Regions from separate parts of the Homo sapiens genome. Here region 2 is linked to region 1. Evidence: chromatin contacts called from ENCODE Hi-C or POLR2A ChIA-PET data. All regions are on one chromosome and are shown on one strand. The core of a region is the stretch at or near the end of the contact, and the rest is flanking DNA. Distances in the headings are between cores, read along the strand shown.

What was found. Hi-C counts contacts between places; a loop is a spot of excess contacts on that map. ChIA-PET counts read pairs that join two places held with the same protein, here RNA polymerase II (POLR2A).
Region 2: a loop to region 1 is called in a map of endothelial cell of hepatic sinusoid, with 4 times the contacts of the local background. The contact joins two enhancer-like sites. A Hi-C loop is called at or near these places in 1 of 168 maps with a recorded cell type or tissue (endothelial cell of hepatic sinusoid). POLR2A ChIA-PET finds 5 or more read pairs at or near these places in 2 of 52 experiments (CD8-positive, alpha-beta T cell and OCI-LY7).

What each region holds. Positions count from the first base shown.
Region 1 is chr6:2,350,232-2,355,780 of GRCh38, forward strand. All of the region lies in intron 4 of GMDS-DT (GMDS divergent transcript), which reads left to right. Among named protein-coding and RNA genes, the nearest start is that of GMDS-DT, 110 kb to the left of the region's middle. Within about 2 kb of position 1,796, at least 2 of the 41 ENCODE cell types and tissues checked have a DNase peak (open chromatin) inside an H3K27ac peak, as active enhancers do.
Region 2 is chr6:2,393,866-2,399,944 of GRCh38, forward strand. GMDS-DT (GMDS divergent transcript) reads left to right here. Exons shown (of 7, transcript NR_046229.1): 5 at 4,712-4,913; 6 at 5,001-5,172. Among named protein-coding and RNA genes, the nearest start is that of GMDS-DT, 150 kb to the left of the region's middle. Within about 2 kb of position 3,191, at least 2 of the 41 ENCODE cell types and tissues checked have a DNase peak (open chromatin) inside an H3K27ac peak, as active enhancers do.

The DNA of each region.
Region 1 (5,549 bases), core at 546-3,045:
GATATTTTTTCGTTCTTATTTATTTATTTATTTATTTGAGAGGAGTCTCGCCCTGTCGCCCAGGCTGGAGTGCAGTGGTGTGATCTCGGCTTCACTGCAGGCTCCACTTCCCAGGTTCATGCCATTCTCTTGCCTCAGCCTCCCGAGTAGCTAGGATTACAGGCGCCCGCCACCACGCCCGGCTAATTTTTTTGTGTTTTTTAAAAGAGACGGGGTTTCACCCTGTTAGCCAGGATGGTCTCGATCTCCTGACCTCGTGATCCACCCGCCTCGGCCTCCCAAAGTGCTGGGATTACAGGCGTGAGCCACCGCGCCCGGCTGACATTTTCTTTATCCAATCTACTATTGATAGTCACCTGGGTTGTTTCTATGTCTTTGCTGTTGAGAACAGTGCTGTGATAAACATACAAGGGCAGGTGTCTTTTGTGATTTATTTTCCTTTGGGTGTATACCCAGTCATGGGGTTGCTGGGTTGAATGGTAATTCTATTTTTGCTTCTTTGAGAAATCTCCAAACTGTTTTCCACAGGGGCTGAACTAATTTGCATTCCCACCAGCAGTGTATAAGCATGCCCTTTTCTCTGCAGCCTCACCGGCATCTGTTATTTTTTTGACGTTTTAACCATAGCCATTCTGACTGGTGTGAGATGGTGTCTCATTGTGGTTTTGACCTGCATTTCTCTGGTGATCAGTGATGCTGAGCATTTCTTCACGTGTTTGTTGGCCGTATGTATGGAGACTGACGTTTATGTTGGATGACAATTATGGGGAAAAAACTCACCAGGACTACGTAATATAATCTTCCTTCTGTGTAGAAAGAGGCATTTCCTATGTCCCCAGACCATCACACTGACTCTACAAGATTGGGTTCTCTTGTCGTTATGGTGCTACAGGGCAGGATGTCCAACTCTGACACTCAAGGGAGATCAGGTGCGTTATAGGTAGTGTGGTTTAGTAGAGTGAAAACTATCCAAGTCACCTGGAATCCAGACATGAAGCCATCTTGATAGAGGGCCCAAGGGTAATCCACTTCAGTAGCCAGGAACCTGTTGAGCAAATGCCAGCTTGTGATAAAAATTTATTGTATGGATCACAGTGTCCCATAAAGTAGAGACTCTAAATGTTAAAAACAACATTGGCTGCTTGACTTGATTAGAACGCAGCAGTTTGAGATGTTTAAATGTGAAGGGCGAGAGGCTTGGCTTCCTATGTTTAAGGAGTTGATCTCGTGATGTTTGGAGAGCCCAGCTTTGAGATGCCTGGTCTCTCCTGATGCTTCCCTTTGATTCCACAAAAGGGAGGGCCCGGTGGCTGCTGAATGGTACAGTCTGAGGCGATGACAGAGGCTGCAGGTCTCTGCCAGCATTGGAGACCCTCAGACACAGTGTGGCTGGTGACCACTGGAGGAGGCAGGGTTCAGGTTCCTGGGCATCTGCAGGCCAGCTCTCAAACCCCCACCCACCTCCCACTTCCCCCCGAACCCCCGGCTCTCCACAGCTTGCACCTATCCTATCTGGAGTAGTAGTGAGAGTTGTATCCCTTAATTCCCATTTTTATTGGGTTTCTGGACAATGCTGGAAAGCATTCAAAATAGCTCATATTTTACTCTTACCTTGTGAGTCTAAGTAAAGACCCATTCATTTCAAGAAAAATAACTTGCTTTTGGTTCTGTCCCTGGAGCTAGAAAGTTTGCTGTTAAGTAGATTGATTACGCATCAGCCTGGAATAGCTAGTTCCTTGCTGTGTGGCCTTGGGCAAGCCACTCAAGTGCTCTGGGCTGTCATTTACTCACCTGTGAACTAAGAGGGCTGAACTGGATGATATTGAAGGTCCCTATTAGCTCTAAGTCAGGGCCCAGCATGCAGGCATATCAAGTTTCTTTTCTTCATTTTCAAAAAGTAAGCTTCTGAGAATATTTTTGACCATATTGCAAAGTCAAATAATTATTGAGTGAGTCTGTTATTTCATGCCATTCCTTTTCTACTAGCTAATCTAGTTTGCAAAATACCCTATGCTGCTGGTGAAAGGAAAAAAAAAAACAAAGTGTGAACCCAAAACTCATGATTCATTCTAAGTTAGTTCAACAGATTAGTTCCTCATTCTCTCAGATCTCCAGGGAAGAGACATCAACACCAGCCCATCGCTGATACCCTTTGTCCTGGCCTCCGGAGCGCTCCCTGCACAGTCCCAAGTCTGCAAGAAGGGGGATCTTTTCTTGAAAACCTACAGTGCTAATAATTGTCAAAAATATATAAATTCTAAATTTAAAATTTAAGGTATTGGTGCCTATGAAATGTCCCCAACACAAAGAAATGATAAATGTTTGAGATGATGGAAATGCTGATTACCCTGATCTGATCACTCACTTTATATGTATTGAAACATCATTATGAACTCCATGAATATGTATAATTGTTATTAGTCAGTTAAAACAAATAAAACTAAAAATGTTTAACGATAAGAAGAAAAAAATGTTGTGTTGTCAACACTAAGTTTTAAAACACGCTATAAGGTGGTTACTGAAAATTGCCTGCTGTGCTTGGTATGTTGTGCACAGCATTATGGTTATTTATTTGGGGGTGTTTCTGGTTGTCTTCTCTTGCCCCTGTCGCCACACACAGCCCATTGTGCAGCATTATGAGTGTCTCTTGGGCCAAATTTTCTGATCTCAGGTCCAGGATTTTTATTTCTTAGTGATAATAGTATGCATTTTTAAAAAGTATAAATGATTAGTATCAAATTCTAATATGTAGCTTTAAATTGGAAAATTTTTAACTAGAAAAATTTTAACATCATATACAGGCTAGAGTCTTTTTTTCTGCCAGTCTTTGTGGATTTTACTGGAAAAATATACATACATCCCATGATAGAATTTATTCTCTAGAAGATGATTGGCAAACTTTGGCCTGCAAGGCCAAATCTGTCCTTCCTCTGCATCTGGTACTACTCTTGAGTTAAGAATGGCTTTTACGTTTTTAAGTGGTTATGTAGGTGCCCACGTAATAGTCTCGACTTTACCTCTTGGTCCCCAAAGCCTGAAATATTTATGATCTGATCTTTTAAGAAAAATTTGCCAACTCTATTCTACAGAAAAGGAATGAACAACTAACTCAGCAATGCATATGGAGAGGAGAGGAGCATGTAAGTAAACCTGAGAACTTTGGTAATAAAGAAAGAGAAAATTTTATTCAGATTATACAGAAGTATTTACATTTATAAATGCCTCTTTGACAATATGATCGGTTTCAGTTTATCTTGTTGGCATGATTCAAAGCCCTGGTGTCAGAGATTGTTCCATTAAGTAGGCAGATTACACACACACACACAGATAAGGACATATCAAGTAAAAGCACAATTAAAGAGAAGTTCGTGGGAAGATCCTGATTTGCATACCCAGAGTGGGTCTGTATACACATTAATCTGACAGCGGCCTGGACGATTTTAATGTTTCTAACTCCGAATATAAACTTGTGTTTCTCTCATGCAGATGTTGCCCTTTCTTCTGCTTATAGGAAAATTCCCATGTAGTTTCAAAGCCCTGTCATGGGCAAGGTAAACAGTGGTGCTAGCTGTGAACAGATAAAATGTATATCCATCGATTAACTAAGCCTTGGAAATGAAACACGTCCTGTCTCTTGAATGCTGTACACAGAGCCAAGAGAAATAGACGGATCATCAGGCTTTACAAAGGGAGTTCACAGTAGTCGCTGATATGAGGGAATAATATCTTTGAAAGTTTCAAAACACAGATAAGATGAACTCATTTGTATTTCTTGGGAAATACTCTTCTGAAACAATGAGAAGCTCTTGCCAGGTTTAGGCTGTTCTGGTATGCAGTCAACACCGCCACCAGCTGGCCTAATTGAGAAAGACTATTTGTGCCTAAATTTCTCTTACAGAAACTATGTGATAAAAATAAAACACCTGGCAGAAGGACGCAAAGCTCTATCATTTCAAAATTCAGTTTTTTTCCTGTTTTGTGAAATGGCTTTCACAGAAATGTGCCTTTAGGTGTGACTGTTATCTTTTGATAGGAGTGAATACGTATTGGTATCATATGCAGCTACAAACCATTTCCAATATACGTATAAAATAATGGGAATTATGGATCTTTGTGGTGCTAATAATTACGTTTGTAAATACCCTGGTTTCCATTTTTTTGTCTTTCCATTTTCAAAATATGTGTATAGTGGAGACAAAGGAGAAGAGGGTGAACCTTACATTAACCGATTATATCTCATGCTGGCAGGCATTCGTGAAATGTTTGGTGAAAGGGAAGTTTAAAATTACTGATTAAAGTGAGGGTCTGTGTTTACTAAAGCATTGTACTTTAAAGCCATTCTTCATTGATATAGAACATTTCAATGGCGTTCTGTTGATTTAATCGTAAAGGTTCTGATGTTTATATCTGCTTATACTCTTCTACTGCAAACATTCACTTCCCAACAAATTTATTCGAACCACACATTACATTTTGGGAAGTTATGTTAACCAAATATTGTTGCTGCTATCTCTGTAATATGACTGCATTTAACTTTACTTTTGAATTTGTTTTTGAAGAGAGTACTTGCAGACAATGGGAGCTGCCTGGAAGAAATACATATAAGCAACATTTGTGTAATGGGCTAAATCCTTTGAAAAGCAGTGGTGGAGGTGGTAGTGGAGGGGTAGGATTGATTTAGGGAAGTCTACGTGTGTGTTAGCTGAAATATCTAAATCTGAAAGCAATGATAATACCATATGTAAAATTTCCAATGCATGTAACTTGAAGTATAGTATATATGCCCAAAGACATACTTTATTCTTTGACAGATTTCTAAGATTTCTAGTGAAAAATGAAATTAAAAACCCCGAGCAACAACAACAACAGCAACAATCTAAGAGAAATATGACATTAAAAACCCATTGATCGTAGTTTTAGACTTTAAAATGACTTGTAATATTAAAAGCTGGGACAGAGAACAAAAAGTGTGTCTGTATTAACACACAAATCAAATATTTTGGTTAAAACCATATTTTGGTTCCTATTCTTAAGGCAACACAACTTATTTTCAGCAATTCCGTCTTCTTGGACTCTAAGCAAGTTTTAAGACTCTTGGAGAATAGCCCAGGGTTTCTTACTTAGTGGTTAAAGTCTATTTGGAGTGCTTGGCACTTGTAATACTTTAAACATTAGTTTAAACTACTCCTCGCTGAAATGATGCTGTTGGCTTTTTGAACTGGGAGACGCCATAACCACCACCTGATCCAACCCTCTTTTTGGGGGGAAATGGAGGCCCTGTGTAGCCAAGGAAGTCATCTCAGTATCAAAATGTGTTTCTGAGTTAGGACGAGGACGTACGTTAGAGTAAGCAGTGGGTGTACTTCCTAATTGAATGAGTATTCTCATGAAGCACTAACTAAACTTTTTTCTTGACTGTTGTTCACACATTCATTGTTCCACTTTGGGTCTACTATGTCTTAAAACAATCTTTTGGGTCTATACATTTAAAAAATTTATAGTATGTGATGATGCATGTTATATGTATTGATGCATGAGATATGCCAAAC
Region 2 (6,079 bases), core at 1,941-4,440, 45 kb after region 1:
GCAATGGGTACAGTTGAGTAACAGTTTACTCGTATTATTTCATTAGATATTTTTATTAGTGCCGTTATTTCCATGCTTTTGAAGGAATTCATGAGTTTTCAACTTGTAAATGCAACACAGTTTAAAATAGCAGTCTTTAAAAGTTATGGTTGTAAGTTTTAGGCCCTCTGAATTAATGTCCTGCCCTATGTGTCTGGGCATGAGGCCACAGATGCCACACAGACTGTACCTAGTGCTGAGTGGAGCCTATGTGGAAGGGCTGCAGGGTTCAGCTAGAAGTATCCACTGGGGCAAAGCTAGTGTTGGAAAGATCCTGGTCTGGCAGCAGAATGGGCATCAACGTTGTAAGACTGCATGTAGCAGGGGGTGGCTGGATCACCTGGAGCCCAGGGACAAGCCTTGGCACATCTATCCCTTCTGATTGATTTTACATATTGAAGTCTGCTCTCATGGGTCTCCTTGCCTTGAAGATAATTTTCTCTCTTTTCTGCTAAGGTCCTGAACGTTTCTGGCACATTACTTGGACCTGATGGTAAACCCATTGCTTTGTCACAAGGCACTGGGAGGTTATCAGCACTGAGATGCTTTCCAATGTGCAGTCTCAACCCAGTGCCCTCGGCACACCCACTTCACTTAGACAGTGGGACCTCAATAAAAATGTGTCTGAAAGGACACTGTGCCATCATTATCGGTTTAACGGCCAGGGCCAATGGGGAGAAGGGAGCAATAGTTGAGAAGTGTAAATGTGAGGGATATCTCACAAAGCACGTAGGAAGCCAAGAAATGTAGGTGAAATGGACAGGAAAGATTTCTTTTTTCCATAAGCCTCTTCATGTTTATCTTGGAAGTGAAGAATTCTGAGACTACTCCATGAATTGTCATTGTGGTAGCTACTCAGTTATTCTTAGATAAAACCAGCGGTCCCAAATCTCAGATAACTGTCAGGAATAATGTTAGAAAAGTCAAGATGAAATCTTTCTGTGCTTTTGAGCATCACACTTGGTTTTGATGCAGGTGGCCAAACCACACTGTCCTGCAGGATGGCCACTCTGTCAGTTGGTGACTTCTTGCTCCAGGGAGCCCTGGGAGCTGATAACTCTTGGTTGGGGAATGTTCCTCTAGCTTTTTACCAATTCAGTCTTTCACTGACTGGTTATTCTTGCTTTTGTGGGCGGCCATACAAATCATGTGCTGTGGGGAAGTCATGTCAATCATTTCACTGTCTACAGGATTCCCTGGAAGCTTGAAGCAATTTTTCAGATAATTAAGTCCACAGAATACTTTTTTTTCCTCAATGATTGGGATATCTCAAGTGAGTCAAAACTTTATTGCGATTGCCTCAATTCTCCATTTTCCTGGTCATATATCAAAAAAGACTTTCTGCTTCCTATATGTGGGGCTTAGCATCCACATTGTAATTCACCAGAGACTCTCTGGAGAGCTTGGCTTGGTCCCATGTATCCTAGTACAAGCTTGCCACTGGTCTAAGTTAGAAAATATACAGATTTGGGGCCCACAGAAATGTCCAATTTTATACTTTTTTTTTTTAAATGGAGAGGAGTCTCTGAGTGAGAGAGGATTTGGAAAAATGGCCAGCAGATAACAATAACAATAGTGACTAACATTTATTGAGTACATACCATGTGTTAACTGTGTGAAATAATTTTCATGTAAACCTTTTGGCAACCTAAGGTTGGCAGCATGGAAGCTTTGAGAGTGTAAGTTTCTTGTCCAGAATTTTATAACTAGAAAGTGACAGAGCCTGGATTCCAACCTATACCCATGGACACCAGAGTGTCTATATGTGTCTTTCCAGTGAGCGATGGTTCACACTCATTGGAAACATGAGTGCCATTGGAACATACTAGTCAATATGATGCCGAAAACAGTAACAGAAAGAGTGCAGGTGTTGAATACGTGTTCCTTTTCACACTGGAAAGAAAGATGGTGAGAAGTTGGCATGTCTTCCACGCAATTCCATCCCATCAGCTGGTCTCCAAATTCCCACTCCTCTTGGTTCCCACTTCTCTTTGTCTCTTTCCAGAAGGAAACAAACTCCCTGATGACCCTCACTGAAAATTCACAAACTTTACAAATTTCAATAGATTAGCTGTGGCTTCTTTTTAAAATACTCATAGGTAGCTGGGTCCTGGAGAGCTCTAAAGCCCTCTAATTTTGCTTGCAGACGGAAGAAGGGAAACTCGAGTCACTGGAGACAAAGGGGCAAAGGCATGGGTTTGGCGGCAGAGGGAAAGAAATGGTCTGTGACCAGGGCTTAAGCTGCCTGTGTTGGCTCTGAGTGACAGTATGCTCTTGCTCCAAGGACCTTAATTGGCTGATAGAGTGATTGCTTTGGCCAAAGGTCCAATTAATACTCAAGATTTGAGGACTGGTTTTCCAACCCCAGTTGGATGACTTTCCTGGCAAGCAAAGGTTACCGCTGTAAATTCAACTTGCTTCCTTAACTGGGCACCCACTCTATAATGTGAGGCTATCATTCTGTCTGGTTAATTCCAGACAAGACTTTGTGAGCAGATGGGGAATTTGGATTTTCAAATTCGAAAAAAAAAAAAAAAAGCATAAGTGAGTGTGAGTTTTATGTAGTTACCTCGATGCTCCACCTTGTGGAAAATGTGCTAAATCCCAATGTAGGAGGAGGCAGGATTGCAAATGTGAAGCAGAGTGGTTGGCCCAGGGGTTTATGCTCACTGAGAATGTTCTCATCAATAGCTTGCTGTGATTGGCTATGGACCTATTGAAATCACCATTAAACTAGAAAACAAAGTTACTCAGCCCTCGTGTGGAAAGTGTCTAAGACAGTAATGCAGAGGCCGTAGTCTGAAGGTGGCACCTCGCACTACAGAACAATGGTAGGAGCTCCAGGTTCGGATCATGGTTCTGAATTTACTAGTTGTGTGCACTTAAGTTGCTTAGTCTAATTAATAAAGCAGGGATGATAATTCCTCTTTACAGCTTTGTTGCAAGGATTGCATTAAAGAAAACATGTAAAAGCATAAGGGCATTCAATTAATGTTACAAGAGCCCTTCCCTCAACCCCAAGGGCGGCTGCAGCTGTTCAGCCTGACACTTTATGTGTGTTGGTCACAGTGCTGTCTTGGAGAATCACATACGGGATAGTGCTTACCTCCCCATAGCAGCCACGTCATAGCAAATAGCTCATTAGCATGCAGTTTCTTCCCTCCCTGTTCAGCAGCCCAGCAGACAAGCTGTCTCAGAGCCTGGATTTCAGCATGTTGCACTCACCGCAAATATCCTGCAGGCTGCCCACTCCATTCTGCTGCCCTTCGCAAGGCTTCACTTTGCCCTCCAACCCTTTTTTTCTCTTGTTTACCAGATGGAACGAAGTCTGTTTGTGGAAACACCCTTCCCCTCTGTTTACTTGGACCTGATTTTGAAAGTAACAAGTCACTTTATTTGGGCTGGAGGAAAAAGCACTAAACCAGATGTTGAGGTGACCGGGATTCCTGGAAGACATTCTTCTCTCCAACGAGACACATGATGCATGAAGTAGGAGCCCCTGGCAAGGAGCCCAGGCTGCCATGGCCTCGCTCGCTCCTGCTTCCCGGCATGGCCCCGAGGCTAGCTGCCTCTGTACTGCCTGAGCATCGTCCCCTGGCGTGTCACCAGACTACCCACTACCTGTGCTTGCACCTGCAGGTGGGCAGTTCAGTCGTTGCAGGCTGAAGCTCCCTGTCACAGGAGTCCATCAGCACTGGAGTTTACCAAATGGCCCAGTCCAGGTCTGTGTCATATTGTTTTGCAAAAGCAAGAAAACTCATTCAGAGCTTGTTACTTTTATCCCTGACTTCCTAAGTGAGCAGTGTAGCCAGAGAACTACATCCCCTGACATCCTTTAAGAGCCATGACCACTCCTGCCCTTGCTTTGTGACAGGCACTCCTGGATGCTGAAGTGCTGTTGCTGTGCACCACTATGCATCCTGTGTGAGGATGAGCACTCCAGTCCTTGCTCCCTCTTCCCGTGGCTGGCTCATTAGCCAGAGCAAACTGTGGCCTTGAAGGAGCAGAAGGAGCATTTGACTCTTCCCAGCTCTCAGTCTTTGGAAAATTGAGCAAAGTGGAATGAAAGCCATTTATTCATTTAACTGGCAGTTATTTATTGAGCATCTATTATGTGGCAGGCACCGTGGTGACACTGAAAAGAGAAGGGTGAACAAGGACAGTCCTGAGCTCAAGCAGGCTGCTGGCAGGTGGTAGTGGGGGCAGACAAGCAAAGGGGCACCCATGCCATGGCCTGCAATGCACCACCTCCAGGACAAGGTTTGGGACCCATCCCTGGGTCTTGGGGGACATTCTAAAAGGAAGCAGTGGCTCAGCATAGACCTGAAGGACAAGAAGGCACCAGTCATGTGTGGAGTGGGTTGGTGGAGATGCGCAGAGTGCAAGGAGGTCTGGAGGTGAGACCTCCAGGCAGAATGGAGGGAGGTGTGTCCCATAGCATGTGGACTCTAAGGGGCTGGGAGATCTTAGGGGTCCCTGGAGGCTGACTGAAGGCTGGCCAGGGAGCCTGCCTGGTAAGGGCCTCCAAGGTCAGGTTTGGGTGTAAGAGTAGCCATTTCTAGCACTGGTTGAGGTGCACTTCCCTGTCAGTGCCCCAAAATCCTTCAGCAGTGTCTGATACGATGTTCTAGACTGGCATTGTTTCCAGTGCAGGCCCTGTCTCATTCTTCAGGAAGCATGCTCATGGCAATACCCGGAGTCTCCACTGCAAGACCAGAGTGACGGAGGCAGCAGAGCTCCTCAGCAGGCCAGGAGTCTCCAGAGGCACTGCCGAATGTCTAAGAAGCAACCTCATTGTATTCCCAAGACCTGGGAATCCAGGTCTCGCAGATACGATGATACAATCTATAGCCAGGACATCTCTTCATGTGTAGGTAAGTAGGGGATGGGGTAAGTTCATCTGGTGTTTCTAGGCTTTCTTGATTTTCTATATGCCACTGACGCCTTTCACCTTCATCCAGTTTTCAATGAATACTAGGATAAGCAACTATCCCAGTCTTCCCAGGATTGAGGGGCTTCTCCAGATGCTGCACTTCTGGTGCTAAAAATGAGAAACTGAAATGAATTAGTCACCCAAGGAATGCTGACCCTGTGCTATATGATCACATTTACTCTTTAAAGCAATGCTTTGAGGTAGGTAATATTATTTCCATTTTAAATAATTTATAAATAAGAGATAAAGTGTGATTCCCAAGGCCATTATCCAGTAAGTGATAGAGACTGGGTTTAGGTTATATTGTCTGATTTAAAGCCAGTATATTTGTTATCTGCATAATAAATTACTCCAAATCTTGGGCTTAAACCAACAATACGAGTTTATTAATCCATAGTTTCTGTGGATCAGAAGTTGAGGAGCAGTTTAGCTGGATGGTTCTGGCTCAGGATCTCTCATGATAGGATCTCTCCTCATAGTATTGGGGGCTGTGGTCATCTGAAGGCCTGACTGGGGCTGGAGGACCTGACTTCAGGATGGTGCACTCACATGGCTGCTGGCAGGGAACTACACAAGAGACAGGCTACCATAGTGACTGTGTATCTGATGCTTCCACAGCTACCCCTTAGGACTCTAAGTCCTAGAATTGGGACTAGAAGTGGGGATTAAAGGGATTCCATAGGATGAGATTGACTAAAAATATATATACATGAATAGGCATACACAGGAATATTCATTATATGTGTAAATACCATCATTTGTATTCAGGCACACCTTGTTTTATTGTGGCTTTATTGCACTTCACAGATATTGTATTTTTTTTAGAAATTGAAGGTTTGTGACAACCCTGTGTTGAGCAAGTCTATCAGCACTGTTTTTCCAACAGCATGTGCTCACTTTGTGTCTCTGTGTCACATTTTGGTAACTCTTACAATATTTTGAACGTTTTTATGACTATTATATCTGTTGTGGTAATCTGTGATCTTTGATGTTACTATTGTAATTGTTTTGGAGCTTCATGAACCATGCCCATATAAGATGGCAAATTTAATTGATAAATGTCGTGTGTGTTCTGACTGCTCCACCAACCAGCGTCTCCTTCATTTC